2 separate regions of the Mus musculus genome follow, and region 2 is linked to region 1. The links are chromatin loops, found by intact Hi-C in ENCODE. Cell type or tissue: gastrocnemius. All regions are shown on one strand. Each heading gives the region's core, and the rest is flanking DNA. Links, peaks and the distances in the headings are about the cores only.

Region 1 (8,333 bases), core at 94-8,093:
AAATAACAATTTGTGGGCAGGTAACTCTCACTGTCTTTAGTCAACTCTTGTGTTGTTGACACTGCTGTCTGTGATCCCAGATGCTCAGCGGCACAGGGGGTTCGTGAGTTCAAGCCCAGCTCGGTGCACATTGTAAAACTACATTTCAAAAAACTTTTTTTTCCCCTTTGTTCAAAGTAGAGCAAAGTTGCACTTGACATTCTGTGTATTTAGACAGATAATTACCCTAACCTAAAAGGGTTTACATAGTGGAAAACTATTTGGTTCTCATGTACAGTCTGCTCATGTCAAAGGAAAGGAAGTTTTGTTCTGCAGAACACAAAGACTGTGAAGAGGACCGATGTCAGAATGAGGGTGTACTGAGGCAGACCTGTGATTGATTTAAAGTAAGACAATGTTGTTCGCTTGTCTGTTTACCTGATTCAGACACCCTGTTTATAATCCTAGACCTAAAATAAATTAGCCTCTTTCCATAGCTACTACTTCCTCTTTTTTTTTTCCTTCAGAAAATCATATTTTCTCTATTTTGGAATGAAACAAAATACTTTTTGGACCCATCCTCAGATCTTGGTATGAGTCTGCCAACCAGAGACTTTCTCAAATCTTTCTTTGGCTTGAAACATAGTTAACACTTAGGGATGATGGCTCCTCTGGGGGTGGTGCTCCACTCTGAGACTCCAGCACTCTGGAAGCAGAGCAAGTTCCACCCCAGCTACACAGTAAAATCCTGCCTCACCCCAAGACAAACGACACAACCAACTAAAATAAATAAAATGCAGCAGAATACTAAGCAAGCAAACAAATGAGAAACAAAGAGGTTGTCATTATCTTGTTCAACGACAGGTTTTTTTTTTTTTAAAGTGTTTCTCTCTTCTCGTTTCCTCTTCAAGATGGGGTCTTCCTTTGTACTTGAGACTTGCTTTGAAACTGCTATGAAGTCCAGGCTATCCTCAAACTCATGACTATTCTGCCTCAGTCTCCCATGTGCCGGAGTTAGAGACTTGAAATATTGTGACCAGCTCTGATACAGTTGGTTTCTTACATTTAAAAAATCATAGCATAGGGAGTTTTGGTAAGCGTGTGGGATAGAAGATGTCTCTGTAAGATATATTGAAAGAGCAAAAGGATATATTGAGTTAGCATAAGGAAAAAAAAAAACAACAAAAAAAAACCTAGATGCTCCTCCAGACCTGTGAAAAGCCACAAAGATAGTGTAGGTTACTGAAAAGAAACATCAATAGAGCCCCAGCCAGGTGGCCATCCCTGGTGGGGGAAGGGAAACAAAAGCCTAGTTCAAGAGGTCAATCAGGTCGCTCTGGTGGGAAAGCACTATAAGCCTTACCCTCGGGATAAGCCCGTAGGCCTAGAAAGCCTCAGATCCAGTTGCTGGCGTTGGTGAAATAGTGGTCCTCTGGTGGATGGGCCAGCCATGGAGACACTATCATTGCGTATGACTCAGACGACAGGGACTGGGTTCTACCCGAAGAAGGAAGCTGTTGCTTAACGCTGAGCTTCCCTAGGGTCCTGCGTACAGAGACAACCGCAGGAAAGAGAGACTGAAGCTAACTAGTCACAGTTCCAGGGAGTGAGTCAGCCTCTGGAGGCACCTTTGGAGTGTGGGAGAACTCGATGCTGATAAGGCAAGAGTGAAGGGGTGGGGGTGGAGTGTTGGCTCAGGGCGTAAAGGAAAGGTAGCCTTGTCCTCAGAGACGAAGAGATTTGCCTTGATGAAACTGAGAATGAGTCTGGAGTTTGATGGCCCTGAGACTGAAGGCCAGTGTGTGGATCAGCTTTTGCTGTCAGCTATCAGTCGTGTATGGGGACTGTTTCAGCTCCACTTGGCTTCTTGACACTCAAGCGGTACCCCTGAAGCCGATCAACGCTTAAGAGGTCCCGAGAGTACAAAGACTAGTCCTTGGTGTGTAGAGTTTTCAGGGATTTCATTTTCTTCTCCCATTTGGAAGAGATCTTCTGCTGGAACACTAACCGCCCAAGGGAATTCAATCTGGGGAGTCTCAAGAGGGAGAGAGACTGTCCAGACTACATTCCATAAAGGCAAGTATGGCCAGGGGAGGCCTTGGACAGGCAAGGAAGGGAAGGTACCCTAGTGAGCACAACTCTGGCAGACGTGGGTACTTGCCCAGGACCCGTGCAGGAACAACAGTATAAACTATAGGAACTACAAGCCCACAGACGTGGCTGACCCCTCCCATGCATTTTACTGGCAGCCTTGAGTTTCCAAGGATCAAGAGAAGCTGAGTCATCCCTATCTTGTAGTCCCTCCTCCCTTTCTTTTACTAATACTTTCAGCAGTATTTTAAATTTATTTTGCTAATATTTTTTGGATTAGCTTTTAGATTATCTTTGTGCATTTAGTGATGTTTACAGATTTTTCTCATTACTGGGAGATATTTTTCTTTTTTTTTTTTTTCTTTTTTCTTTTTTTTTTCCGAGATAGGGTTTGTCTGTGTAGCCCTGGCTGTCCTGGAACTCACTTTGTAGACCAGGCTGGTCTCGAATTCAGAAATCCACCTGCCTCTGCCTCCCAAGTGCTGGGATTAAAGGCGTGCGCCACCACCGCCCAGCTGAGATATTTTTCTTTTTCTCACTCTTTATAAAGTTCTTTCTTTCCTCTTCCTCCTCTTTTTCCTCCTCCCCCTCCCCCCTCCCCTGCCTTCTGCTCTTGTCTTCTTTTCTTTTCGTTTCTTTTTTTTTCTATTATACATTTAGTGGTTATTTTGTCTTTGTCATATCGTTTTTAAAATCCACGCTTAATTTTTTTGTCACTTTCTTATGTTTACCACTTTTTGGTTTTGAGCTTTGTACGGTCTGTGATTACAATGGAGCTTTCTGGGTTTTATCTTATTTTTATTTTTCCTGACGCCTTGCTCTACCCTCTTGCCCTCTAAAACACTCTCCTCTCCTCCTCCGCTTATTTTCTCTCATATTTATTTAATCTTATTTCGGTTTTTGGTTTGCTCTTTGCCTGCCTTTCCCCAGCATTCACTGCTTCCACCTTTGCTCTAAATACTTTTTAGGTTCACAGTACAGTACAGTAGTTTTGCCATTTTCTGTTTTGTTTTATGGATATTAGTGATATGTTATTGAGTTTTTTTTAAAGCACGTGTCTTACTTCTATGGTTTCATGTTCCTCGTAGTGTAGTAGTTTGTTTTATTTTCTGTAAGTGGTATTGAGGCTTCAAAGACATGCTGTTCAACAATAAGAATCCAAAATAAAACCAGAAGAACCATTCACACCATCAGAAATGCAAATCACAGTGAAACACAAGACTTCAAAGGGGATGGATGACCTCAGAGATGGCACAGACAAGTAAGGAATTCAAGTAGGACCTGAAGAGGAAAATCCACAGACAAGAGGAAACGATCAGCAGAAAGGGTGAGAAAGTCAACAGGATTGATGGAGAACCGAAAGTTAGCAAGGAAATGGAGAGATTGGGATAAAGCCAAACAGAAGCAATGGAAATGACAACTGCATGAAAACAAACAGACTGAAACGTAAAGCGTAATCAATGGACTTAAGCAAGCAGAGGAAGAACATCATGGATGAATGGATGCCAAGGCAAAGGTCAGGCTGCATCCAAATACAGTAAGAAAACAGGATCGTGGTACAGTGGCCAAGACTCTGGGATATCATCAATGGTCTAAACCCACGAATCTGTGGAATGGAAAAAGGAAATGAGACGTAAAACTAAAGATATAAAGAATCTACCCAATTAAATTATAACATAACTTTCCCTCCCTCCTAAAATCTAGAGCAACAGGCAGACATCCAAGGAAAAGCCACTTCTCATCTATCATAATCAAGATTTTGGGGATGCAAAGGAAAGGATAATAGGAAAGGTTTCAGGGGAAATGCCAAATCATCAACACGAGTGGTTGTTGTTGGACAAGCATGTTTCCATACCACGGAGACACCGCAGCAACAATCCTAAAACACGGCGCAGTATATATCATGCTCTGAGAGCACAAAACCTTTCCGCTAAGGTCACTCCCTCCACCAAAGCTCTCTCTTAGCTCTGACAGAGAAGTAGACATACAAGACAAGCACATGACAAGTTTATGACTAGCAAGTCCAAAAATACAAAGCAAAACAGAGCAAACCTAAAAACACCCAAGGCATATTACACACAGAAAAGGTGGAAGGTCTCAATCATGAGATCACAGAGAAGAATACGTTTACTGAGAGGAGCAGAACCAAAAGGGCTGGCCAGGAATCCGGCAGGACCAAGGCACTAAACCAGCAGACAACTGACTCTAAGAGCAGAGAAGGAATGGAGCTAGCAACAACACAACCCAAAGTTACAAAAATTAATACACATCTGTCAATACTACAGATTATCTCGGATAAAGAGATGCAAACTGACCGGCTGGGCTCAAAAAGTAGATCCAAGTATCCAATGTCCCCAAGAAACATAACTAGCAAAACACACTTACAGATTCAGAATCAGACAGAGGCTCTGAGTCAATCAGGCAAGTGAACAGAAACGGAAGACACGCTGGCATGGCTTTTCTGCTGTCTGATGGAGAAGAGTTCAAACAAAACTTACTCAGAAGACATAAAGGAGGCCCCATGGCATATTAATAAAGGAAATATTTCATCAAGAACAAGCAGCAAATATAAATACACATATACTGAAAATAGATACTCTCCGTTTTATAAAACAAACACTAATGGACATAAAAGTTTAGGTAAATCCTGACACAACAAGAGGAATGACTTCAGTGACTCAATGACATATCCATAGAGGTCATTTGAAAGCAAAAATAAATAAAGAGATCTCATCGTCAAACTGCACTCCAGGCCGGGCATGGTGGCACACACCTAGCACTTGGGAAACAGAGGCAGGCAGAGCTCTGAGACTGAGACCAGCCTCATCTATAAAGGGAGTTTCAGGACAGCCAGGGCTACACAGAGAAACCTGTCTTGAGAAACCAAAACCAAACCAAATCAAACCAAACCAAACCAAACCAAACAAACAAAACAAAATAAAACCCCACAAAACCACACTGTAGATTAAATGACTTCTGACATATAGAGTTCAATCCAACAGATACTCAATATACATCAAAAGGCCCTGGAACCTTCTCTAAAACAGACCTCATTCTACGTCCACTGGTGTTTTACCTCATGTCTGTCTGTGTGAGGGTGTCAGAGGCCCCCCAAACTGGACTTACAGACATGTGTGAGCTGCCATGTGGGTGTTGAAAATTGAACCCAGGTTCTCTGGAAGAGCAGCCAGTGCTCTTAACCACTAAGCTGTCTCTCCAGCCCCCAAGAGAACAGGTCTTAACAAATAAAAGAAAATCAAAGTAATTTCTTGTATCTTATTGGATCTTACTGCAGTGAAACTAGAGATCAATAGCAGAAGAAACCACAGAAACTACAGAAGTACCTGAGGCTGATGACTAGATTTAGGAAGGACCAGTGGGCCATTCAAGAAATCGAGAAGAAAAATTCTTAAAATTAAGCAAAAATGAAAGCACAACCTATTAGTCTCTATGGGATACAGCTAAGGCAGTCCTTAAAAGGAAAGTTTATAGCTGGAGGGCTTACATTAAAAACATCAGTGTGATGGTAGATATGTGACCAAGTGGACTGTCTCAAAGGCTCAAAAACAGAAAAGAGAAGCCAAAATCCAAAGCAGTAGACAGCAAGAAATAATAAAGAGCTGAGCAGATAAAGAACTGTAAAAACCTATCTATATAAAAAAATAATAAATTCCTAGACATGTATGATCTACTAAACTTGAATCAGGAATATATAACCACCTTCTAAAGATCTATAATAATCAACAAGATTGATGCAGAAATCAAGTCTCTAACAAAGGAAAACTCACGACTGGAAGGCTTCACTACTGAATTCTTTCAAGAAAAGCCAAATCTAAAAGTCCTCAAACTGTTCCATAATTAGAAAGAAAAACAACACGACCAAACTCACTCTGTGAAATAAGCATGACTTTTGTATCTAAAATAGAAGATGGCACAAGAACAAAAAAGAAAACTGTAACTTCCATGATGAACATACATACAAAAATTGTCAATAAAGTTCTTTAAAGCTTAAAGCTAGATCAATAGCTCAGGCAGCTCTGCCTTTAGTCCTATTCCCAGAGGATATAGTGCTTGCATCTTGCCTCAGGCATTGGCACACATGTGGCATGCACATTCACATGGATAGAAATAATAAAAAAACACATTTGTACACTCTTGAAAACTAATTTTTACAAATGTACATTGTGATTATACACTATGGTCAAGTTTGTCTCATTCCAGGAAGGCAAGGTTGGTTCAATATACACAGATCAGTCAAGACAACGCAGAATATAATTATCATTTTATTAGATGTAGATAAGTCCTTTAACAAAGTTCAACATCCCTTCATGATGAATAGCCTCAGAGAAACTCACAGGAGGGACGTGTGTCAACATAGTAAAGGCTACATACGAATAACACACCTATAGCCAAAAGTATATTAAATGGAAAAGACTGTAATTGTTTCCTCTAAATCAGGAAGGAGACAAATATGCTACCTCCATGAGTCCTACTCAATCCAATGATCAAAGTCTTAGCTAAGCATAAGACAAGATAAAGAAGTAAAGTGGACATGAGTAGGAAAGAAGGCACATGGCCTTTTTACAGACAACATGAGCCTATACCTAAAAGACCCAAAGTCTCCACCAGAAAACACCTAGACCCGATAAATACTTTCATACAAAGTTGAGTAGCTTTTCTACATGCCAATACTGAATTTTCCAAGGGTATTAAATCAAGGGGGAAAGTCCTAATCACAATGGCTTAAAAAACGAAATAAATTTACAAATAAACCTAACCACCCAACCGAGGAGATTAAAGACTAAATAAAGACTTTAATACTTTAAAGAAGTTGAAGAATACACCAGAAGATGAAAAGATCTCTCACATGCTCATGGATTGGCAGAAGTCAGTCGGGAGAAAATGGTTCCATTACTACAAGCTATATAGAAATGCAGTGCAATTCCCATCAGAATTCTGATTGGCATTCTTTACAGAACTAGAAAAAACAACTCTAAAATTCCCACAGACGCACAAGGTCCTGCAATAATCAAAGCAATGCTAAGCAAGGGCAACGCTGGAGCTGCTGCAATGCTTGATTTTATACTATATTACAGAGCCATTGTAACAAAACCATCTCATCCTACAGAGCCATCGTAACAAAACCAGTACAGCACCAGTGCAAACCCAGACACATAGACCAGTGGAATAGAAGACCCAGAAGAAGCCACACAGCTATGGCTACATGTTTTGACAGAGATGTAAAATACATACTTGGGAAAATAAGACAGCCTTTTCAGTAAATGGTACTGGGAAAAACTGGATATTGATTGTAGAGGAATGAAACTAGATACATAGCTTTCTCTTGGCACATACATATGTGCACACACACACACACACACACATCAATGAAAACTGCATCACAATTGTAGTCTCAGACCTGAAACTTTGAAATTGCTTCAGGAGAGTATGGTAATATATTTCAAGATACAGGCATGGGCAAGAACTTCCCAAAAAGGTCTCCAAAAATACAGAAAACAATCCCAAGAATTGACAAAGGGGATTACAGAAAATTAAAGGGTTTCCTTCCCAATAAAAGAAACATTTGCTAAACTGAGGAGGTAGCGTTTACAATGGGAAAAAAAAACTTAGCTAATGTATACTAGACAAGGAGCTTACATCTAGAATATATGAAGGACTGCAGAAATTAAATATCAAAAGAAATTGTTCAAGCTGGGCAGTGGTGGTGCAACCCTTTAATCCCAGCACCCAGGAGGCAAAAGCAGGGAAATCTCTATGAGTCTGAGGCCAGCCTGGTCTACAGAGTGAGTTTCAGAATGACCAGAGCAGCACAGAAAAGCCCTGTTTCAAAAAACCAGACCAAACCAAACTAAACCAACCAACCAACCAAAAACCCAAAAAAACAAAACAAAACAAAACAAAACCAGCAGCAACAAAAATCATTCACTCAAACAGTTGGCTAATAACCTGAGTAGACAACTTTCAAGAGAACAATTGCCTAGTTAATATTTGAAAAAAATGTTGAACATCCTTAACCATGAGGGAAATGCAACTTAAAATTGCTTTTGGATCCCATCTCTCCCCAGTCAGAATGACTGTCATCAGGACAACAAACAGGAACAAATACTGGTGAGGGTGCGGGGTAGGATACACTCCTACACACTGCTAATGGGACCGTAAACTCAAGAAGCCACTACAGAAATAAGTGTGAAGGCCGTGTAAGTCAGCTACACCGTTACACAACACAACTCACACACATACAC
Region 2 (8,333 bases), core at 173-8,172, 120 kb before region 1:
TGTGTAGTTCCCCACAGGACAAAATTACCCAACGACACATTTCTCAGAACTTCTCCTTTCGAATGTATTTACCTTTAATATTTAGTTAAATTAGCTAATCTTTAATAGTTTTGCCAAATGCTGCCCCCGCCACACCCTGTCCACTCTGAATGAGTTAGTTCCTAGACCTTGTGTATCATTTCTACTTCTGACCGCCCATCTTCTGCCCTTGGAGCCTTTTTGGAGGATCATTGAGTTGAATCAGCCTGTTGGACTTGTGGCATCATGGAGACAGCGGGGCTTGAAGCCTGTCTTAGGGAAGGAAACAGATTCTGTGACTCTCCCCACCCCACTCCCCCACTGGAGCCACGTAGCTCATCAGAGGCCGAACTTGGGACAAAAGACTGGGTCTCTTCTGCTCATGATGCCACTACTCTTGCTTCCTGTCCCAGGGTGGCCTCCCCAGGGTCTTCTGGGAGCTCTAGATACAGAAGAGATGAACCTTCAGTGCTACTGTGATTACCATTGGGGGGTTCAATGCTTTGTGCATGTTGAGGGCATTGTTCCCTCTAAGGCTCCTCCCAACTCCCCATGTAGAATCAGCACCTGTACCAGGATTCTTAGGTAAACATTGAGGGTTCATTGGCTTGCTCTGACCTGGAGAGGTACCAACTCTTTAAGTGTTAAAGAATATATTTGTTATGTATATTGGAAAAGGCTTAATAAAATAACATTATAATAATGTCTATTAATAAATTAATAGAGTAATGTTATGGGCGTGATACCTGTGAGAATGAGCAGAGGTCCCAGTGTGTTTTCTGTGTGAGTCCAGCAGTTTCTTGAGTTTTGTTTACCACTTGGACTTTTAGCTACATGTTCAAAGTTTAATTGAAAATTCCTTGAACTAACTTACAGGTTGATGTTCTTAAAGCGACAGCGCTCCCTCTACTGAAACAGTTTGGGATCGATGGAGAATCATTTGAGCTAAAGGTGAGAATGTGTGAACTGCTGGCTGTATGTATCCAAGACATTTTTATTTAGCTGATTGGAAGAAGCATGCGATATATGATGAGGCTTATTAACCAGTGCTTCAAACCTTGAACTGAGAGAGACCTTTAACAGTTCCCACAGTCGAGTTGTTCTTCTCCGGTAGGTCTGTTATAAACACGAACTGAGTCCCTCACACCTCACCACAGCTGTTGGTTAGACAAGGAATAGAGCCACATGGAGTCTGGCCCTTTGCCGCGCTTGTCTGAATCATCCTGGTGTAATTTGTGTCCAGGAGCTCCTGAGACGCCACAGTGCCTTCAAAGCCCCATAGGAATGATTTAGCCTTCCTGGGCTAGGTGTCAGGGGAACCCATGTTTTCCATGTCTGCTTTCTCCCATGCCCTCCTTACCACTTTGTGCAGATCTTGCGTCGGGGAATGCCCCCTGGAGGAGGGGGCGAAGTGCTTTTCTCCTGCCCCGTGAGGAAGGTCCTGAAGCCTGTCCAGCTCACAGACCCAGGAAAAATCAAGCGGATCAGAGGAATGGCGTATCCTTTGCATTAAAGTCCTTCTTCTCTTCTTGCCTCGTGAAGATGACAGTGCTACGCCTTCTCACTGTTTACACTGTCAGCAACAATCTCACGAAAGTGTCAGTGCTGAACTCGTTTTTCTTCACTTAATACTACAGTGTCTGGGGAAGGCAATAATTCTGTAAACCTTAGCTCCGGTGTGACATGTAAATGATGGAGGGGGAGGGCTGGGGCAGCTGGGACAGGGGTGGGGGTGGCCAGTTGTCTGGAGGATTCTTTGGCGACTGGAATGTAACTGTGATCTACCGTGAAGTGTTTCTCCTGTGTCCTTCAGGGGAAGTTCACTTTATGCATCTCAGTTAAGCTTCTGAACGCTTCAAGTTAACTCACATCCTATTGTGCAGATAAGGAAACTGGGATATAAAAGCTCTGTTTGTTAATGTCTCATAGCTGATAGGTACGAATGGGATTTAAACCTTGTCAATAATTTGGTGCCTAGCTTTTAACCTCTGCCTTTTTTTTTTTTTTAATCTGCAGAAAAGCAGGGACATTTGAATGAGCCTTAAAGGATAGAAGTTTGTGAAGCAGGGCAAGAAAGGGGGGTGCTTCAGTGAGAAAAGTGGGTGTTTGCAGACGAAGCTACACACCACAGTTTTGGGGCACGGCTAGCTATGTGGGTCGTTAAGACTCAAGTAGTCGGTGACAATTGATGAACACGATGGGGTAGGAATTGAACAGGAGCCAGTGAAGAAATGAAGGCCATATTGAGCAATTGGCCTTTATTTAAATGTCACTGGTTTTCATCTGAAGAGCAAATTTGCATATCAGGACAGCTTGGGTGGTCATGTAAGAACTTTTGTGATATTTTGGAAAGTATGGTTATAGAAGAAACTCACCTAGTGTCACCATGGTAACATAGTTATTGTACCCGAAGAGAGGCAGGGAGTGGGGTAGTGAGAGGTCAGGCAGGAGCTGCTGCAGAGGGTTGAGAGTCACTGGTTTTAATGCTTTTCACCGAGGCTTGTTGGTAAGGATATGTGCTGATAGTAGCTACAAAAGGCCAGCGTAGGGTGGAATGGGGTGGTTGTGAGTTCAGTATTACATTGCTGGATTTGATGGCTCCACTGAAATAAGTCTGGAGAGGACTTTAGAGTTGAGGATCTGCAGCTCGGGAGGCAAGATGAGGGCTAGAAGTGAACGCTGTGAAGTCAGCAGCCATGAGGAATGCAGAGCGAGGAGACTGGCGCCCTGGGCAGCCATCAGAACTGTGAGTGAGGAGGGACGTAAAGAAGCCAGCACCTCCTGGACACCCAGGCCAGCTCCTGCTGAGGACTGAAGGTAGGGAAAGCAGAAGCCCAGAAGGAGCTCTTTGAGAAGCAATGGCGACAGAACATGCAACCAGTTCTGGACTGTGGGGTGAAGGACAGGGAAGTAGCTGTGTTAGGGTTGTTCTTTTCTCCACAGGTAGAGGAGAAAGATGAGGTGATGGCTCAACAGGGAAAGAGTGCAGAGTGCACTCTTTTTCTTTTCTTGTTTTGTCTTCATTTCATGTGCATTGGTGCTTTCCTGTATGTATATCTGTATGATGTTGTCAGATCCTCTGGAACTGAAGTTATAGACAGTTGTGAGCTATCACATGGATGCTGGAGATTGAACCCGGGTCCTCTAGAAGAGCAGCCAATGCTCTTAACCACTGAGCCATCTCTCCAGTCCAGAATACACCTTTGAAGACAGGCTGTGGCTAGACAGATGGCTTAGTCTACAAAACTCTTCCTTTGCAAACATGAAGGCCTGAGTTTGGTTCTCCAGAACCCACATTAAAAAGTCAAGTGTTGTAGTGGCATGTATGTAATTCTTTTTTGTTTGTTTGTTTGTTGGTTTTTTGTTTTGTTTTGTTTTTTCGAGACAGGGTTTCTCTGTATAGCCCTGGCTGTCCTGGAATTCACTTTGTAGACCAGGCTGGCCTTGAACTCAGAAATCTGCCTGCCTCTGCCTCCCAAGTGCTGGGATTAAAGGTGTACGCCACCACCGCCCAGCTGTGTATGTAATTCTTATACTGGAGAAATATAGCACGTAGTTTTATGCTCTACCCGTCTTTGCTCCAGGAAATGACCAAGCTACCAGCCCCCTCCCAGCTTCCCTTGAATCCTCAGCCAGAGGGCACAGAAGTTGTTCAATTTCGTCTTGCCTTTGGACACTATTGCTGGGTGTTGCTGTCTCCCACCTGGAAAAGTGTGCCCTTATCAGTTTCTTATCTTTCTTTCCTCCTGCCCTAATCTTCAGCTGCTAAACTCCTCTGACCACCCACCTGAAGGAACAGCCTATGTGGCCACTCCACCTTGAGATCTTACATGGTTGCCCAGTTCTCCTCTTCCCAAGGCATAGCTAACTTTGTTCTCTCTCTTGTGTCTTTCTTCCTGCCTTCTGGGATCCAGAAGTCCCGCATGTCCCTTCCGCCCAACAATTGGCTCATGGCTTTCTTTACTGATGGATCAAGAACCAACTGGGGAACAGGACCTTCCCCTCAGAACCACCCCTTACAGGGAAGCAGGATAACTGGGGCTTGTTATAGGGAAACAGGATAACTGGGACTGTTACCCTGCCCACCAATTCTAGCTGAGGGGCTCAGGTTTAATGAGAGTCTGGCCAGTTCCCAGTAGTGCTTTGTGGATGAGAGTGGGGTGGCTGGTGTTCCTCAGGCTATCCTCTTGGACTCCACGGGTATGAGCACACACATGAGCACTGTTACAGAAACACAAACAAGAGAGGTCGTTCATGATTTGAGCATTTCTATACGTTAGAAAAAGAATTTGGGAGAACAGGAGTCTGAAGCAAAGTGGCGAGATCATTGAGATCTCAGTGGTGGGACTTACTGGGTCCACTGCGCACTGCTGCTCTCTGATGTGCTGGTTGACTCTTGTCACCAGGCCTGTTGGTCCACTGAATGGGCTGTAATGAAGTTAGCTGAGTACATGTGCAGTGTGAGCACTAGAAGGTGTAGGTAGGCCAGTGGTAGATGGTATCTCCTGTTACTCAGCATATGTTCACAGTTACAGGCAAGCGGTAAGGTTGATTCAACGTAGAACTTTGTGGGGTGAGTAGAAAGGGTTGGGATGGGTTTGAAAGTTGAGATGAATCGGAGGTAAAGAGAGGGGCAGGGTTGGGGAAAGGCATGGCAGGAATGGCAGCTGTGTGCCGGCACAGCGTTGCATCGTGACTGAAGACAATAAAAGTCCTGGGGTCATGAGGTCAAGGGCTCAGAAGAAGTTGGAATTTTTCCATGGTAGCAAGCAGGAGAGAAGGCCTGTGTCCTCCAGGGATGGAAGCACCTGGCAGAGTGGGTAGGCAGTGCAGTATAACGGTGGAGAGCTGCGGAAAGCTGGAGAGTCAGGATGAAGCCAGAATGTGCCTCACTTAGTAAGGCAGTGGGACTCACCATTCTGGGGAAGGAAGACTGGAGGTGCAGAGATTGGAAGCCTTAGATTGAAGGTCAGACGTAGACAGGTGTGAGTGCTGGGAGGGAGGGGCTGCGGGGTTGAATGTAGGGAATGCTGTTGGTAGTCTGTGTAGTAAAAGCGGTAAGAGATCTGGGTAGGACAGGTATCGTCTCCCTGGATTTCACTGCTAATGTGCTTGGAACCTTCCCCCTGTGGAGTCTGAGGCAGGAAACACTTGTGAAGTGTCACATCTTCCCTCTTGACTGAAGCGGTGACAAAACATCCAAACTGGCACGGGCCTGCCCATGGAAGCACTCACAGCACCCAATCTGAAGACTAAGCATTCCAGCATCAGTCAGTGGGACTGTTACTTAATAAGCCCCTCAAAGGAATGCGGGCTTTCGTCCCGCCTTTGCCAGTTCTAGGATCCGAGAATAAAAGCTGACTTTGGAGACCCGGTAGTTAATTCTGTGGGTTTCACCTGTAGGGCTGGTTCTGGCCGGGCTGAGCTCATCCTTGTTTTGGAGTTGGGAACACTGTGGTTTTAACTGACACCCCACCTCCACCCCCACCCCAGTACTGTTACCCCTGCTTGCAGATCAGTGGCCAAGCAGACAGGTCCTGGGATGGAAGTGGTGGGGGTCCGAGCCAGCAGCTGTGACTAGAGAGTTGGCCTCACTTACTGACTGCCATCCCCTCTGAGGAGAGAGAGGGAGCACAGACTTAGTTCATGGTTCTGATCCAGAGCTCATGGTTCCGTGTGGAAGGATTGAGTGCAGAGGCTGGAGGACTGACAGAAGGCTCGCTCGGATGGGCTAGGGTTTGTAGAACAGTCTCTCAGTAAAGAGGCTAATTGAGAGTTTGAGTCTTTAGGTCTGTTCTTTTACACACCGTGTATACTACACACACATACACACAACTCAACCCCCTGGTGCCCCCCGCTTTCCCTATCTCAGGAGAGGTGAAAGGAAGCTGTTCTTTCCTAGTCAGGTGTGTTGAGCTTTGAGCAAGTGTCTCAGCTCTGCATCCCAAAGGCTTACTCGGCAATAAGCTCCGAGCCAGGACTTAGGGCCCAGGCACAGGGTTTCTGGGAGCATAAAGTAAGGTGAGGTGTGTGTGAAAGAACTTTGGGAATCCTGAGTGTGGTGGGATTGTCTTGGGGTGGTGGCGCCTCCTGAGCTGTCCTAGGGACAGTGGGTAGGATCAGGCCCCAGAAAGATAGCACCCACTCAGTCCAAAGGCTGTAAGACCTAGGGCTGTTTTGTCTCAACGGTGTTCAAAGTACGTTCTGGACAGAAGGGGTGGTGATGAAACCGGGTTCTTTGTGTATTGGAAAAAAAAAATCCCTTTTGCTCTTTCGCCATTTTGGATTTGTCCTCTGAGTCAAGTCAAATATTTGTCATGTGATTCTTGGTACAAAAGTGCTTTGGAGTTGTGAGGGATGAAACAGTAAATCCCGTGGCCTTATGGAGCAAGGACACCATGTGTCTGAGGGGAGACGTGGTGAGTTCAGGTCAGGTGCAGCATGGAGAGCTTCAGGTGGGAGGCATCTGTGGACCGAGGCATACCGGGAGGCAGTTGAGGTTGAAGACTGACTGGGTGGAGGTAGGCAGCATAGGCAGCGGTTCCAGGTTGGGTATGGACTCACTGAGCAGACTGGAGAGCCTTTACTGCAGGATCCAGGATGTTTGCTCTTTTGCTGGGTTCAGGTCCAGTCAAGGAGAAGAGCTGGCTGACAGGTCAGGCTCCATGCACAGCCTTTTGTTTCTTAGTTCTAATGAAAATCGTGTGTTGTTGATGGTAATTACTGTACAGCCCCGTGGGAATGGGCAGCTCACATTACGTCGGCGTCCACGTGGACTTACCTTATGCTCTTTCTCCATTGCTTAGTCCTGCGTGTATCCCTCCAGTTCTCCAGCATACACTGCTGTTTGAACGTGGGGTCAGGAGAGTCAGGCTCTGTTACAAAGTTAGTTCAGGGTTATGGGTTCCACCAACCCCTTTTGCCAATTTCTTCCTTCTCTAACGGAGTCCCTTGTAGAGTACTAGGTAGTAGTTTCCACCAGAGAGTATCAAGTAGAGCCCCTCTGCCCTCACAGATGCACCAACTGATTCTTAAGTAATAGTTTGGGAAACCTGTGGTCTTTAAAACAGCAGTCACTTTGATCTTTCAGCAACGTTTTCTGCTTCCAAGTCTCTGGGCGGGGGGAGGTGCTGGGATTGGCTCAGGGTCAGCCACTGTGGTATCTGGCCTGGCCTTAGGTCAAAGAGAGGCTCCTTAGAGTAGTCGGACTGTGCAAAGAATAGCAAAGTTGTCACAGTTGTCACTGGGAGCCCAATTGTGGCTGTGACGAGCTTAGGCATCTTCACACTGTGTGGAGAGGACAGTTACAGAGAAGCCTGGTTGGGAAGTCACGGCTGGGCTGTGGGACCTGACTTTATACCTTTTGTTCTAGGAATCTAGATTCCTTTTCACCATGACTGTTTGAAAGGCTTTTTTTTGTTGTTGTTGTTGTTGTTGGTTTTTGGTTTTTTATAATAATGAAAAATTTAATTACAGAACTCTTGAGTTAAATAATGTGAGATGGGAATTGTAAGTGCCAGCGTGGCACAGACTTGCTGGCTTTCTGTCTGGCTTTCCACTGTCGTGGCATCCCAGCATTATAACGTCCTTAACCCTGGGCCACAGGTACTCAGTTCGTGTATCACCTCAGATGGCAAACCGGATCGTGGATTCCGCAAGGAGCATCCTCAACAAGTTCATACCTGACATCTACATCTACACGGATCACATGAAAGGCGTCAGTTCTGGGAAGTAAGTGCCTTCCAGAGCAGCCTTCAGCAGCTGAGCTCGGCGAGACTATGGCGACGCTCCTTTCTCATCTCACTGCCTTCCAGCTTTATCTCCCTCAACTAAAACCACTGCATCCTGCAGTTATCCGCTTGGGTTAGGAGATCGCCTCTTCTCTAAGGGCAGCACAGCTGGTCCTCACAGCTCTTTCAGTCTCTCCTGATTTGAGCAAAGAGTCCAGGAGAGGACTGGGAGGTTGAGTGTAAGCGAGAAGTTTGGCCTTCACAGACTCCAGTGGAAAGTGATGGTGTCAGAGGTCAGGGCTAGAAAGGATGTTTATACAGAGTTGGCCCTTCCCTCTGGGGACGGGAAGGTCATCAACGTTCCCATGCCTTTTATTCAAACACCAGAACATTCTTTATTTACACACTGAGCTAATGATGTACCCTAGGATAATTGTAAATATTACGTTTAAAAGGTGTCTATGTACACTATCTGTATGTAGCAAGTCTGTACATGCTACAGAAACAGCAACTCCTAATGCTGGCCTTTTCTTTCTGCCTTCTTCCTCAGCTGTAGGCCTGGATTAGTGGGCCCACTCTTTTCTG

Evidence for each region. Peaks named below come from ENCODE experiments on the same cell type or tissue, not always from the same donor. Only the 100,000 strongest peaks of a DNase experiment are listed, where the experiment ranks them.
Region 2: a loop joins it to region 1, with 1.8 times the contacts of the local background. A loop is called at or near these places in 4 of 42 quality-filtered maps.

What each region holds. Positions count from the first base shown.
Region 1 is chr19:29,240,202-29,248,534 of GRCm38, forward strand. Gm41829 (a long non-coding RNA gene) reads right to left here and starts at 5,219. Exons shown (of 2, transcript XR_877802.2): 1 at 1,343-5,219; 2 at 1-1,098. In gastrocnemius, for the core only: no CTCF peak of the experiment used is centred there; no DNase peak of the experiment used is centred there.
Region 2 is chr19:29,120,376-29,128,708 of GRCm38, forward strand. Rcl1 (RNA terminal phosphate cyclase-like 1) reads left to right here. Exons shown (of 9, transcript NM_021525.2): 4 at 895-969; 5 at 1,391-1,515; 6 at 7,624-7,749. Among named protein-coding and RNA genes, the nearest start is that of Mir101b, 11 kb to the right of the region's middle. In gastrocnemius, for the core only: no CTCF peak of the experiment used is centred there; no DNase peak of the experiment used is centred there; H3K27ac peaks cover 1,252 bases.